Linked DNA regions of Mus musculus: region 1 is linked to region 2. A link is a loop called in an ENCODE intact Hi-C map of the cell type or tissue named here. Cell type or tissue: left cerebral cortex. All regions are shown on one strand.

Evidence for each region. A loop is a pair of places that touch in the nucleus more often than their neighbours do. Peaks named below come from ENCODE experiments on the same cell type or tissue, not always from the same donor. Only the 100,000 strongest peaks of a DNase experiment are listed, where the experiment ranks them.
Region 1: it touches region 2 in a loop (19-fold over the local background); 2 of 42 quality-filtered maps call a loop at or near these places.

The regions. Positions count from the first base shown.
Region 1 is chr17:64,748,488-64,756,487 of GRCm38, reverse strand. It overlaps Man2a1 (mannosidase 2, alpha 1), which reads right to left. Exons shown (of 22, transcript NM_008549.2): 21 at 5,594-5,704; 22 at 1,378-4,074. The coding sequence ends at 3,916. Among named protein-coding and RNA genes, the nearest start is that of Dreh, 15 kb to the left of the region's middle. In left cerebral cortex, no CTCF peak of the experiment used is centred here; DNase peaks (open chromatin) are centred at 1,787, 2,113, 2,781 and 4,135; H3K27ac peaks cover 1,042 bases.
Region 2 is chr17:65,366,041-65,374,040 of GRCm38, reverse strand. The region is part of intron 13 of Tmem232 (transmembrane protein 232); the gene reads left to right. Among named protein-coding and RNA genes, the nearest start is that of Tmem232, 170 kb to the left of the region's middle. In left cerebral cortex, no CTCF peak of the experiment used is centred here; a DNase peak (open chromatin) is centred at 3,468; H3K27ac peaks cover 1,568 bases.

The DNA.
Region 1 (8,000 bases), 620 kb after region 2:
CATGGAAGGCGTTACAAAGACAAAGTTTGGAGCTGAGACGAAAGGATGGACCATCTAGAGACTGCCATATCCGGGGATCCATCCCATAATCAGCTTCCAAACGCTGACATCATTGCATACACTAGCAAGATTTTGCTGAAAGGACCCAGATATGGCTGTCTCTTGTGAGACTATACTGGGGCCTGGCAAACACAGAAGTGGATGCTCACAGTCAGCTATTGGATGGATCACAGGGCCCCCAATGGAGGAGCTAGAGAAAGCACCCAAGGAACTGAAGGGATCTGCAATCCTATAGGTGGAACAACAATATGAACTAACCAATACCCACCCCACCCTCCGCCCCCCGGAGCTCATGTCTCTAGCTGCATAGTAATCAGAAGATGGCCTAGCTGGCCATCAGTGGAAAGAGAGGCCCATTGGTAGTGCAAACTTTATATGCCCCAGTACAGGGGAACGCCAGGGCCAAGAAGTGGGAGTGGGTGGGTAGGGGAGTGGGTGGGGGACTTTTGGGATAGCATTGGAAATATAAATGAAATAAATACCCAATTAAAAATACTATTTAAAACAGTAAAAAAAATATATATATATATTTACTAAGGCAAAGTTACATAGTTACATGAAATATATATATACATATATATATATATATATATATATATATATATATATATATATATATATATATATGGAGAGAGAGAAAGAGAGAGAGAGAGAGAGAGAGAGAGAGAGAAGAACCAAAACCTACAGAGCCAAGGACTTAGTTTTCATTACCTCCCCAGGGAAATGGTTTTTTTGGTTTTTGTTTTTTTGTTTTTTGTTGTTGTTGTTTTGTACATTTTACTGCATGCCACCAGAAATAAATCAAAGTTTTCCAGTTAGCACATCACCTGTGGAGCCTCAGGATAGTATTCTTTGCCCTCAGCCAATGGCGCTTTCTGAAGGTGCTCCTCAGCCATGGCTGCTGTGCATTCACCCGGGCAGGGCAGTAGCAGCATCGGAAACTCTCTCTTCCTTCGGCCTTATTTTCTGGATCTATTTACAAGGGCCTTCTTAGCTCTGTGTGCTGATTTACCTTCATATCCTGTTCTGCCCTGTTCTTTCCATATCTAGAATCTGACCAAAGTGTTCCTTTAATCTATCACACACAGATGTGAACTCACTAATATTCATCTACCACCTGTTCACAGAACACACCCTCATCCTGTCCCCCCCCCCCCCACCCTTTTAACTAGGGCTGGGCTGAAGAGAGCTGATTTTGTCACAGCAGAACCAAGAACAGCCACCTGGCCCCTCGGCTGCTTTGCTCTACTTCTTTGTTATAAAAGTGTTAATAGATCTGTTTGAAAGTAGGATTAAGAATTACTCCAGAAGACAATGCACAGGATAAGATTATATTTTATTAGAGATCTTATATTACATATTCCCAAAAAGTTATAAAAATCTTCCAAGAGAAAAATATCAAAACCTGTTGATTTCAATGAGCAAAATAATCACAATGAAAGTAAACATTTTCTTCTAGACAAAGGACTGTGAAAACACTTCAGCACGAGTACAGCAAAGACACGGGATGATAATTACAATGTCTTCTAACATCATACAGCATTTTCTTAAATCAATTTTTTTTTTTAGAATGCTGATATTTGAACCATGCACCTCTAAACAAAATTAAAATTTCAGAGAGTGGGGAGAGAGTAGCGAGACAGTCTTGGTCCACTGAGCATCTGTGATAACAGATGTACCAAGCCTAACTAAACAGACCGCCCCCCCCCTCCCCCGCTGTCAGGTCTGAAGTGTGGCTGACTGCCCACGTGTGCCAGAGAAACCAGTTTCTGACCATAACCCAAAGCAAAAGACACCCTCTCTTCATTTCCCCAGTGTTGTAATGTGAAAATAACTTTAAAAAGCAGAAGCTTGCTGGTTACATAGAGTTTCTGCTTCACCTGTGAATAAGGAGCTGGTGGCCAGAACACAGAGTGGGTCCCCTGTGTCTGCTGTTTTTGTTTATTATTTATGTCAGCCACTGGTTTCATTTGGCCTCATCAGAACTTCTGTAGTGATTAAGCATAGCCACTTAACCACAGAGCACAGTGAACATCCACAGGAAGGCATACACTTAAGATACAACAAGAAAATAGATCATATTCGTGGGACTGGCGCTTGGTCGTCCTAGCTAGCGTCTGCAGAGGTTATAGGAGGAAGTGGTTTTGTTGTACTTTCAGTTGCTTATTCCCCAACAAATGAGGAAGGGAATGTACGTCACATGCTTACTGCATGAAATTATACCCTTGCAATGGTCCTGTCATTCTGGTATTTCCTTAATGATTATAGGCAAAGGATTTTAGGAACTCAACAGAACAGCGAATGTAGGAGCTGCATCTTGAGGAAGAATCCAGATGACGATCAGAATAAACAGTGAGGCAGAAATGCTTTTCTCTGTAATGTACTGGAATGGTAAGAGGTAAGTGGAGGTTTAAAGTCAAAGAATACTAAATTAGGTTAAGACACTGAGGAGAATTTTTCAAAAGTGGATATAGCCAAAGCATTCTTTCTATACCAAAATTAAATACTATTATTCTATTACAGAAACAATGATCTCAAATGACCTCAAAGGTCCCATGATGGTACATGGGCTAGACTAACACGCTGAGTTTACCACACACAAATGTTTGGAACGTGTTCTTTAGTAAGGAACATAAGATGAGCTACACACAGAGGATTTTAGAAAACAGTCTATTTTTAAAGCATTCTCTCTTTAACGCGGTTAAGTACTGTGAAATGCAAGAAGTACTTGGATCTTGTGGGTTACGAAATCCTTGCTTCAACTTGCAGTTTCCTTGGCAGCAGCATATTTTAATTAGCAATATTTTTCTCCCTTGTTTCGTTTTCTGACATCTCAGTACATTCAAATAGTCAAAATGTTTAGAGTAACATCACCACAAATGTAATGACACAGATCAGGATGTGGCCAGCATTATCAAGCAAAAAATTTTACATAATTTATGTGTCATAGAAAGTACCCACCCCCTATCCCAACCTCCCAATACCCCACCTCCCAAACAGTAATATGGACAGTAATAAGATTTAACAAGACTTATAAAAAAATAAGGCACATTTATTTTTGATATGGTAATTTAAAAATAGAAAACCCCACCTTGGAACACCTGTATTCAAATGAGCTGTATAGAAAGACACCTTGTGGTACCTAAAGTGGAACTGCTTCTTCTGTTTCAGTGACAATGGAATAAATTGCACCCATCCCATGTTGTCAAGTAATGAAAATACACCTCTTTTTCTACTGGTGAACGACTAAAATTATCACTTATTTTTTTAAATGTGTGGGTAGGAAAGGGTAGCCAAGAGGTTCATTGGAAAAGAGTATGAAAACCAACTACATTTATCATAAGGGTTGAGGGATTGCACTTTTCCACATTATTTTAACATACAAAATATTCAAATTTATATCAATGATTACAACTACTTTGGCCATTAAGCTGTTACCTACCAACTTCTGATTTTTCTTTCTATTTAAGTCAAATGGGTATTTTTTTAATAAAACATGATCAGAGATAAGAATACTTCTAGAGAATCTCTTTACAACCCTCAATGCAAACATAGTTAGCATTTAACCTGAGATGCAGTCTGTTGAGGGCTTATCTTTCAATAGTTCTTCATTTTTGTTACCTCAGTTCATACTGATAACGGTAGCTGTGGGACAAACTCAGAGAAAGAAACCTTTTTTTAAAGCATGGCTTTTTCTTACTAGATTGGTTTAAAAAACAAAACAAAACAAAACAAAAAAACAGAATCACAGAATTCATGTTCTCACAGTAGCCAGAAGCTAAAGTAATGTGCTTAGTTATTGCACGTTAAACCAAGGACGGTAACAAAGCCGGAGTTTCTCTGCTCAAGTCTGGGTCAGGTCCAACGCAAGCGGATACGGAACGTGCTGATCTCCATGGGGCTCAGGCTGACTTCACTCATGTTCTGGGCATCTGGAGGGGAGTGCATCAAGGACAGAGAGGAAGGGACGAGACTCTCCACAGCAAACTTGTTGAAAAGTTTCAGAACTGACATCTAAAAAAAGCAAGTGCCAAGATTTGCAGATTTAGAGCGGTACTGAGATTTGCACATTCAGATCTGCCCCGGGAGACTCCTAGCACATCTATAAACTCAGTTTAAGGAAAGCACAGGAAGAAATATATTTATCTGCTGAAGTTCCCTTTTGAGAACATGAAGGGGAGAGGACATTACATTCCCGAACACAAACCATCCCTGGAGACACATGGCTGTGAGCCACTCCGCCTTGCAGTTCCTTTAGTTTTACATGAGGACATTTTCAATAAAAGAGTGGACATCTAAGAACCAAGAAATTCCAACAGTCCCAAGGACTTGAAAATCATCAGATTCTTTGGTCAATATTTCTCCATAATAATGGTGGCGATAAGACGATCCCCCCCCCCCCTTTCCAACAGAATTGAAAAATAAGACAGTTTCATGATAACAATGGCTTATTTTATTACTGGTCCCAATCTATAGAGATGTTAGGAAAATATATTTGTCACTTTACCAGGTTATCCTAAAGTGTCTCTTGGAATAATATCCCTCGATTATCCTTCTTAAGACTTAACACATTAATTCTAGAAGGTTCCTTAGGTATATTCAGATCATCAGTACCAGAGTGGAAACACACAGGAAAGTGGGGTAAAAACAATGCATCCAAGTGAGCATTCTTCTCAGACCTTGGAACGTGTGCTAGCATGTAGAGTTGGGACAAGATTGCTTGACTCTGTTTTGTAGTGTAACCTATGGAGTTCTGGCAGAAAGTTGGCTCTGATAAGTTGTTGGGTGTGCAGACCTAGCTATGTGCAGAGACCCGCCAGCTAAGTACTTAACTACTTTGTGAGACCTGGCTCTCTTAGAGGCAGGAGACTGGATGTTCATCCTTCCAAGAAGATGCTGATGAACCGCCAGAAGAACTTGAGGAGAAAAATCAAGAACAGGCAACCAGCCAGCAGGGTGCAGACTCAAGGGTTATCTGATCTCCACAGTGATGACTCATACACAAATCTAGATCAATCAGGAGACTCAGACACATTTATTTCTCCAAATGAGTCAACTGACATAGCCTCGGCACAGCTACCTCTGGTTGTGTTCAGTTAATCCGCTGACCATGGTTTTGATGTTTATGCTGTAACTTCACGGCTGTACCAGGCATCTTCCCTAAATCTTAAATCTGCCCTAGCCTTTGTGGAATGTGGCTTTAAACTACCAGGGCCAAGCTACATGGTATGTGAGCACAGAGGGCTCAGAGGAGTTGAAATTGAAGACAAGAGGTGTAATGAGCTTGGCAGTCTCAGAGTGGAAGACCAAAGAAATGATAGGAACATGGCCTTCAAAAGTGTACAGATTGCAGCTGACAAGAACAGAACTTTAGGTAGAACAAGTGTTTTGTGGAGGTGAGAAATCGTGAGCTGGCTTGCAGGCAAGGTGAACAACTGAGTTTGAGGCAATAAAAGGCTATACTGTACTATCTGCAGAAAGTGAGAATCCCAATGCATACTGTCTTGACTAGCAAGGTAGACTCTTAACTTACCTTTCCCTGAGTAGTGGAACAGGGTAGCCCGATGCCTCTGCTGGAGAACTGGCAATCAAACCCTTTCCTGTGGAGGATCAAGGCTGCCTCATCCGAATAGCCTTTGCCCATCTGGAAGTGAGAACACCGATATTCCATGCAAACACTGAAGTGATTATTTCTAGCACCTCGCACACTTGGTGTCGGCACATTTATTCAACAATTAGATAATTAATTCACCCCTTCAAAGCTTCCCCACTCACTGGCTCATTCTCTTCTCTTCTCCCAAAAGTCCATAAGCTTACCTCAAAATCCTGGTTATGTAACTTCACGCCTTTGTTTACCCTATGACCCTTAAAGGATTAGAGTTCTTTTTACCCACATATAAATACTGTTTTATCAAAGGATCTGCAAATTAAATCATTTAGTTTTTTTCTATATATATACACATGCATTGAATAAAACACACCTAAATTTAGTCCCAGTTTGGTCACATGATGAGTTAACAGCAGCCTTAACACAGAGAGGTCATTCTTTGTGAAACACTGCATTTGGGGGCTGCACTAACATTCTTAATCTTTACTGCATTGCTTCATTATTTTTATGTAAGAGATATTTAGACTGAATTAGGTAGGCTGAGCCTGACCACATTTATTAACTTGGTATGTCACTTAAGTTCACATTTCAGAAGTCCTCCTGGGCAAAAAGGAAAACACCAAACATAACCAGTCAGTGAGAAGCATCCCTATTTATATTTATTTATTGCAGCAAACTCTTGCACTCATCTTAAATAGTGATGCCATGAACGATTCAGATTCGGGTGTCTATGAAGTTAGGACTCTCTTCATATATTTTGTTTTCTAAAGTGTAAAGACGGATCTGGGGAGGCGACTCTGTGACGAAAAGCACTTGCCGAGTGAGCCAGGTGACCTGGTTTCAGATCCCAGAACCTCCAGGAAAGGCAGAGGCACAGTACACACACCTATAATCCTGGCAGGCCCCATGAGAAGATGAGACATGGACGCAGCAGACCCTCTGGACACTCACAGACCAGTTAGCCTGGCTTACTTAGCAGCAAACAAGGCAGAAATGAAGAAACCAACACCCGAAGGCTTCTTCTAACTTCCACTTGTAATTCTCTCCCCGCCCGCCCCCCCCCCACACACAATCACATATAAACTCACACACATACAAATGATAATAAAATAAAGTGTAAAGATGTTTGTGCGGATGAGCAAAATGAATTTTAAAAAAATCATTGGAACTTTGATGAGCTGTAGTTATGCCAAGGGGAGCCGTCTGCTGCTACCGAGTCTGAACAACACCAGTTACTTCTCCTCTCCAGCCAGAGTCAGCACACCCAAGCTCACGGCCATCTTCACTAGAGGGCAGGCTCTGTGTAGTGCCCTACTGAGATGTCTTTTGTGAGTAGCTGCTAGCATTTGCACTGGATTTGATGCTAAGGGGCCTGAGCAGAGTCTGGCTGGGAAAGCATACATTATGCTGTTTGCACTGGTTTTCAATGGCATTGCAGGATTTTGTTTGAAGGGAGGAAAAAAAAATGCCATTTAAGAAACCGAGTCACAAGGTGACTTTGACCCACATAGCAGCTCTAAGTGTTTACATGATAAAGATGTCTAGTGAACCTTCAACAAAATGCTGTGCCCTGACATACACTTCACAGTGGAAAAACTGCACACAGAAAACCCTTCACTAATTATAAACAGATCACCATCTGAATAACAAAGAGAACTTAGTCCCTACCCACCATGGTACCTGGGAACAACTTATTTTAAGCATCTTTTGTCTATAAGATGGAACTAATGTTGGTATACTTTCTGCAGGAATTCATCCTCTGGATGACTGCTGAGAAATTCTGTTGATAGTGGTCTCTCGGAGCTTCAAAGGACAGGATGTACTACAAAGACTAGTGGCTCAGAACCTCGGTTGGACTCAGTCAGCCTAAATTCTGGCTCTGTGCTCTGCAATTCAGTAGCTATGTTCAGTAAAACCAGGTTTTCTTTTTTTCTATAAAATCCAGAGGAAATAAAAAAAAAATCCAAAGATGTGGTCCAGTGTTTGACTTATGATGCCGTTGGCATGTTAACTATTTGTACTTTTAATCATACAAAATAGGTGACTATTTTATAAACATTACAAGTTATTACAGATTTTTATTAATAAATTTCCCCACTGACATTATAGTTTTTTTGCTAAAGAATAAGAGAACTGTTAAATTACATATCTATGGTTACATGTCAAAGCCCCAAACTGTCTATATGTGGTCTCACAGATTAAATGGCCTCTTAATCAAACTCTTTCAGAAGCACTTGCCACTATTAACCTAAAACATGCAGGATTTTTTTTAACTCTCTGGACCATTTATAAAAGCTACTTAATCTAGTGCTGTAGACTATTCCTAAGATGT
Region 2 (8,000 bases):
GGTGCCAAGTCCCCTGCAGCTGGAGCTACGGTGCATGTGAGCCACCCAACATGAATGGTGAGACCTTGGGTTATCTGAAAAAGCAGTATGTGCTCTTAACTATTGAGCCATCTCTCCAGCCTATCAATGCTCTCTTTTATCCACCTGTCACACATTGATCTTTTGACTAAGTCCTTACAGCGACCTTCCTCCATGTGAGGTCACAGGCCATTGTGGTTTGGATTATTGACTTGATTAGTTATGGTGAAGATACTGCTGTACACATGTTGGCCATTTGAACGACTTCTTAGAAAAATGCCCTCAGATTGTCTTTGCCAATAATCAAGTTATCTGTGGATTTTACTTTTAGTTTTTTTTTTTAAATGTTTTGTCATTGAATTGTATGAATTATTTACATATTTTAGATATCAACTTTTCTTTTTGTTTTTAAAATTATAGTTTGATTACAACATTTATCCCTCCCCCTTTCTCCTCCAAACCCTGCCATAACCCCTCCCTACTCTCCTTTAAATTCATGACCTCCTTTTCACTGTTAATGCATGCATATGTATCTGTCTATACATATATTTTTCTTAGTATAACTTGTTGAGTTCCCATAAGTTATTTGTATGCATATTTTCAGGGCTGGCCTTTGGCACCAGACAGACAATGGGTGTGTTCTTTCCTGGGGGGGAAGCATCTTTACTGCTTCTAGCTTCCCTCAGTCTCCTGTAGTTCTTTATGTGAGGTGTTAATTGTCCCACCCCATGGGTTGGCTCTCTATGTTTTGGCTTGCTGTGTAGTTTTGCAGATTGACGCGGTCTCACTTCTTCATTCTGTTGAGACTGAGGTGAGATGAGATTTTGCGGCAGTGTGACCACACCATAACTTCCATTCCCACTTTTCACCACACATGCTTACCTTCCAACAGTCATCCTTCCGTGAACTCTTCGTTAAGAGTGGAATGATAGGTTGCAGAATTTTAAACATGACACAGGTATTAGCATGATATCAGTGAAATAGAAAGAAATTTTATATTGTGAATACAGATTAACTAGAAACAAGATGACACCCTTACAGGACAACAAAATTATGCAACAAAAATGAAATCTACATGTTTTGTATTTTATTTTTCATATCCTCATTGGTCTGCCAAAGAAAAGGGAAGTACTGAGCTTGTTGTAAAAAGTTTTCACAGTAGTTTACAAGCTCTTATTACCTGCTTGGTTAGAAGGAAAAGCTTGGCTGTGACATTAATCAAATTATTCCTCTTTCAGAGCTCTCAGAAAACACGAAGCAAGCAATTTACAGGTCTTAATCTTTTTCTCTTTTAAAAACTTGATAGGGTCAGATATTTGATCTCTGACCATGAACTGAACAAGCACCTGTCACCTCTCAGGGTGAATGAGGTTCCAGCTATCCTAGCTTTACCACAGCAGACATGTTCTCCAGATTTGAGTGGTAAGAGGAAAACAGAACTCCCAAGAGAAGCTGGATTCCTTCACAAAGCACTATATGCACTATATATATTGTGAGCTACCACCACTACCACCATAGAATAAAGGAAAAATAAGCCCTAGCCAGGGGTATGTCTGCTAGCTTCTCAAACAGATTCACATTCGTGTTTCTATCCTATCTTCTCAGTAGGATTCATTCAAAATTGTGTGTTAAGATAGCTGAGTTTTCATGCACTTCTTCAATCATCATTTACTGGACACCACAGATATTCTGTCCCATGGGAACTTAAAATCAAGTTTATAAGAGAGATGTTGATTATAACCATACATGTAAAACCAATAATAATAATGTGTGTGATGAAAGAGAGTTCACAGAACCACAGCAATGTTCCAGAGGGATGTGTGTGCATGTAAAGGCATATGAAAGCATTCAGTGGGATGTTGAGGGGGAATCTCAGGAGGAAGATACCACCCAGCAGAGGAAAGGGAATAGGGAGTCCTAGTGGTGAAAGGTGATAGGACATTTAAGTAAACAGAAGAATGATGTCTTTCACCCATGCACCACAGGGGAAGGGCTTGGAGGGATTTTTAGTTTCATCTCAAGGCACACAAAAAGCACTTGATGGTTGAGTGAGGAGTGATGGGTTTGTGTGTGTGTGTGTGAGGGAGAGAGGGAGAGGGGGAGAGGGGGAGAGGGGGAGAGGGGGAGTGAGAGGGAGTGAGTTAGGTGATACGAGGCAAATTAAGTTCTTTAAACATAAATATCTCAAATAAGGCAATGATGACACTTTTGTTGTTGAGAACTTATGAGGTAATTATTAAAAGTAGTCATTATCTACTACTGGATATACACATTTATGATATAAAGCATATATATATATTTATGTATTAATATATACATTTGTGATATAAACATCACAAACATATATATACATACACACACACACTATTCATGACTATATGTATATGAAGTTACTTTGTAGATCTTTATCCCAGTCTATTGCAGCACTATCACAGTTAGATATAAAATGAGAAGAACCCAAGTGCCTATCAGCTGAGGGACTGGTAAAGAAAATACAGACACAGTAAAGCAGAGTACTATTTGGTAACAAAACCATGAAGCCTTGTCACATGTAGCAATGTTAAGTAAAACAAGCCAGGCACAGAATGATGTACAGGCTCGCTAGAATGTGGGTTTTTCACAAAGAAGTTAAGGCTAGATTGGCACTTACCAGAGCCTGGGAAGAAGAGGGAAGGGAAATACAAGAACAGCTGGATTAATGAGTATTAAGTTAGAGGTAAGAGAAGAAAGTTTAGATGTGATATTGAACAGTTCAGTAACTGTAGACCAGAGATACTGTGTACATGTATGTATGCTTTTAAAAATCGAATAGAACTTTGAATATTTTCATTAAAATTATAATTGATTCAAGAGACATGCATTTGTTGACCTGATTTACATATGTAGATATGCATATTTAAATTTCACAAAGAGACCCAGTGACCTATAAAATTTAATGTGTAAGTTGAAAATAACAAAAAAGTGATTGTCGTAACATCTGAGACTCTGTAAGCACAAAACTATTATTAATTATATAATCCTAGTATAATCTAACCTATAAACAACATGAATATGCAAATTATACTGGTCAAAATAGAGGAAGAAGGCAGAAAAATTTTTATATTTAAAGAAGAGGCAGCAGGATTCAGTAACAAATAGATGGGAGAGAGGGAGGGAGGTAGGGAGAGAGAGAGAGAGAGAGAGAGAGAGAGAGAGAGAGAGAGAGAGAGAGAGAGAGGAGAAGAGGAGACAGAAGAGCCACCAGCTCAGCAGAGGTTCCAGTGACAGGGAGAGAAGACAATAAGGGGTGGTTGGGACAGAGAAGACATAACTTCGTTTTGGAACACGCTGGATTTGAGATAGTGTTTCTTTGCGTCCCCCTCAGTCAATGTGTCAAGTGGGCAGGGAGTTTCACAGTTCTGCAGCTGAGGAGGAAGTGTGGGCTGGGAACGACAGTGCTGATCAAAGGTGTGGGTGGAGCGGGTGCTGCCTTGGCAGAAGTACGGAGCAGGCTGGGCAGCCAGGCTCACTGTGATTTTGAGGAACTGCTACCATTCAGCGTCTAAAAGGAGGAGAATGATCTAAAATGGTAACACACACCTTAGAAACAGCCAAGGGAGTGGGAGAAAAAGCCATGGTATTTCTTTATAAAAATCTTGAGAAAAAAAAAAAAAAAGCTCAGAAGCCCATGATGGTCTTAAGCCACAGTACTGCTTTTTAAAAATATTCAGTGTGCAGCACACATTCTGCAGAAACTGCCCAGGCAGGGACAGAATCTTCCTCCTCCTTCAGCACCCTGGACAGCACATTCTGTTCCATGAGTGCAGGGGACAGCTGGGGTCATTCTAATGGCAAGGACATTGCCCTGATTCTGCACTGAGCAGGAAGCAGGAAGGCTAATTGCAGATCTTCACCTCTCCCCTAAACTCCAAGTCCATCTCCCAGCTAGCTGGGCTGCAGACCATGTGTTGAAGCCTCTCACTCACCCCCATCTCCAGTGGATCACACAGATCTCCCCCTCTAAACTTCCCTTCTCTCTCATTGCTCTATCCCAGATCCCCAACCCAGAGAGACTCCCTCCAACCCATAGGCCTCTCTGGCCAGGGAAGTAGGCAGGCTGAAGGTAGATATTGACCTCTTCCTCCACTCTAAGTCCATTCCCTGGTCTCATCCCCAGCTCTGTGGCTGACCACCTGCTGAGGCTTTCTTTAACTCCAAAACCCTATTCCCAGGGGACTAAGCAGATCCTGGTGGAACACCCTGCTTTCCTCCCTCCTGGGACCAGCTCAGTCACCTTACTCCCCCACCCCCATCCCAGTCCATCCCCATTCCTACTTATTAGCTCCCAATACCCAGAAACATATTTTACCTGGAACCCACAATGGCCACACCTATCAGGATCCCAGAAAAATTTCCTGCCAGGCAATACACAATCATCATGCTCTCATAAGAACCAGGGAGTACAACGGAAGCCAAGGAAAAACTGTTCTCCCAACAAAGACAGGACCAGATATCAGTACCAAGAATTAAATCTTTCCAAACCTAGATACCTAGACATCAGAATTAAAGCACAATGTGTAACAGTCAAGACGGTATGTTTCCATGGAAGCCCAGCAACCCTACTATAGCAGGCCCTGAGTATTGCAACGTAACTAAAACACAAGAAAACGACCTCAAAACAGCCTTTATGTCTGTGATAGAGATCCCTAAGAAGGAAATAAATCACTTAAATCTATGAAAACACACAGGAATAGTAGAAGGAAATGAATAAAAACAGTTCAAGAAATAAAATCAATAAAGAAAACCTTAACTGACTGAGGGAAATCTGGAAATAAAAAACTTAGAAACTTGGACAGGAACCTCAGAGGGCAAGGCAAGCCTCACCAACAGAATACTAGAGATGAAAGAGGGAACTGAGGCTCTGAAGACACAATAGAAGAGATGGATACCTCAGTCAAAGAAAATGTTAAAAACAAAAAAGTCACAAACAAAAACATTCAGGAAATAGGGAACACTGAAAAGACCAAATCTAAGAATAATAGGAATAGAGGAAGGAGAAGACACCCAGGTCAAAAGCACAGAAAGTATTTTCAACAAAATCATAGAAGAAAATTTCCCTAACCTAAAAAAGGAGATGCCTATTAAGGTACAAGAAGCATACAGAACACCAAATAGACTGGACCATTAAAGAGAGCCCCCTTAGCACATAAGGAAAAAAACACTAAATGCACAGAATTAGCACATAAGAAAAAAAAACACTAAATGCACAGAAATAGTATACAAACACACACACACACACACCACAGACATATAAAGGCAGACCTATTAGAATAAAATCTGATTTCTCAGTGGAGATTGTAAAAGCCAGAAGGGCTTGGACAGATGTTTTACAAACTCTTAAGTTGACCACAGATGGCAGCCCAGACTGCTATACCCAGCAAAACTTTCTTTTCTTTGTTTTTATTTTCCAGCAAAACTTTCAATCACAATAAATGTAGACAATAAAACATTTCATGATAAAAACCAAATTAAAGCAGTTTCAATTTATAAATTGAGCCCTATAGAAGGCACTAGAAGAAAATCTCCAACCTAAAAAAGTTAGCCATACTTAAGAAAAGACAAGACACAACCTGAGACCAGGAAATCAAAAGAGGGGAAATACACATGCACACACACACACACACACACACACACAGACACATAGATAGATAGATAGACGCAGACAGGTAGACAGACATCCCACAATAAAATATCACGAAGCAACAAATGCTGCTCATTGGTTTTTGCAACATTAATAGTTCAGTTCCCCAATAGGAAGACACAGACTAACTTTATATTGTGGTTGCTAACTTTTAATGCATGCATGCATGCATGTGTGTGTGTGTGCACGCGCTCACACTTGTATTTTTTGTTTCCTTTTCTGCATGTACACGTATGTAGTGTGCGTGTTTAGATGTTTTGATGAAGGTGTGCATGCATGTAAAGATGCATGCATGTAAAACGCTGAGGTTGTCACCAGGAGCCTTCTCAGACTATCTTCCTTGTAACCATGTGAGGCAGGTTCAATCAAACCCAGAGCTCCTGGATAGGACTACTAACACTAGGCATCTTGTTCTGGGGAGCATGCCTCTCTGTTTTTCAAGGCTGGAATTCCAGATGGCCACCAATACCACCCAACATTTAGCCATCTACATTTAACGGCTAAGTCAACTTCTCAGCCATGCCATTATGTTGTTAAGTGTAGATAGTTTTTGATAAGACTGTATTTGGGGTTGAGGAGATAAGTCATAGTAGAAACACACTAATACATTTAAGGTTGATTTTGCCCCTCCTCAATTAATTCCCCAGTAAGGTATAAGTGTGTAGCTACTGTGTAAGCAGTATTACAGGCAGTTGTCATACACTGCTTTGAAAGATGACAATTTTTCCATTGGTGGAAACCCAATGAAACCTGATGAAAGTGGCCAGTAGTGATCATTCAGATCAGGAGTCTGCACCTACATCCATTAACTTAGCAGCTCCCTTTCCAGATCTCAGTCCTCTGGTAACAGGTGGCCACAGTTAAAGTGGAGGGTTGTGGGGGTTTAACTGGGCCCGGGGAGTCAACCATGGGCAACAGTAGCATCCTACAATATATCTGGAATCTTCTTTTTACAAATCTGACTGACATCTCAAAAGAGGGCTTTCATACCTAGCGTTGGACCTTTTGTTAGATTGCCTATGGACCTAGGGGAGAGCATTGTCAGCCCAGATGGAAAAATTTCATGTAAAGTATATATGCATATTTATGCACAGACTTATACATATCTTGGCACTTTTAGGTAAATAGTTAATAGCATGACATCTTGTGACTTTTTCAGACATCTTTGCTGTTATTTTACCATCCACCTCCTTATTCCTTTTTTTCTTATTTATTTTCCTCCCTCCTCCCCACTAGAGGCCCCTGTTTTCCCCATTTTCCCTTTCAGATTCCTTATGTCCTGATATTCCTATCTCCATTGTTCACTCACCCCTACAATGTTCCCTTTTATTTTGCTGGTTCATGTAGTTACTGCAGGCTATGCACTTACATCTGAAGCTTTGGAGCTAGGAATCTCAGATGAGAGAGGACATGTGACATTTGTCTTTCTGGATCTGGGTTGCCTCACTCAATCTAATATTTACCAGCAAAGTTCACCATTTCCTTTTTTTTTTTTTTTTTTTTTTTTTTTTTGAGATGTGATCTTACTATTTAGTCCTGGCTGTTCTTGAACTCACTATGTATACCAGGCTGCTCATGAGCTTATATTGATCTGCACACCTCTATCTTCTGAGTGCTGGGATTAAAGGCATTCACTACCACCCCTGGCATTATATTTTTCTTTTAAGTTGAACAGTACCATATGGTGTATATGTGTAAGATGTGTCAACTACATGTGCCATTAGGAATATCAGTGTGTCACATGGTTTATCAAAACCAAGCAACAATGTCACTGGGTTTAACAAAAATGCTGTTGAGTCCTGAAGTTGCGGAGATTGCCTTTGTCCCAAAGCTTTCTCAGTTGTAGTACTTCATGTCTTAGGTCTTCATTTGAGAAAGGGAACTCCCACTGAAATTAACCAGACCATGGGAAGGGCTGTAGTCAACCCAGTGACCAGAAAGGGTAAAAGGGGGGGGGGAGGATATTCCATCAGGAGATTGGGAGGTGAAGTCAGGTCTTAGCATTGTTTCATTCACGCCTTCGTTGCTTTCAAAGTACATGGCTGCTAAATTTCTAGAATTTCTGCATTTTAATATAAATTTACTATGTACTGCAGATATGCCTTTTATTCCGAAGTTTACATCTCTACTCTCCAAAGTGTATTTATCTTTGTTTCTGTTTTTCCCCCACATTTTTTCCAAATGCATGCATCTGTACTCAGTGCTAACCATGCCTTTGATCTTTAATAAATTGTCATATCCATTTATCATTCTGAGCAGCTTCCACGTTCAATGCCAAGACTGTCAGTGCAATATAAGATCA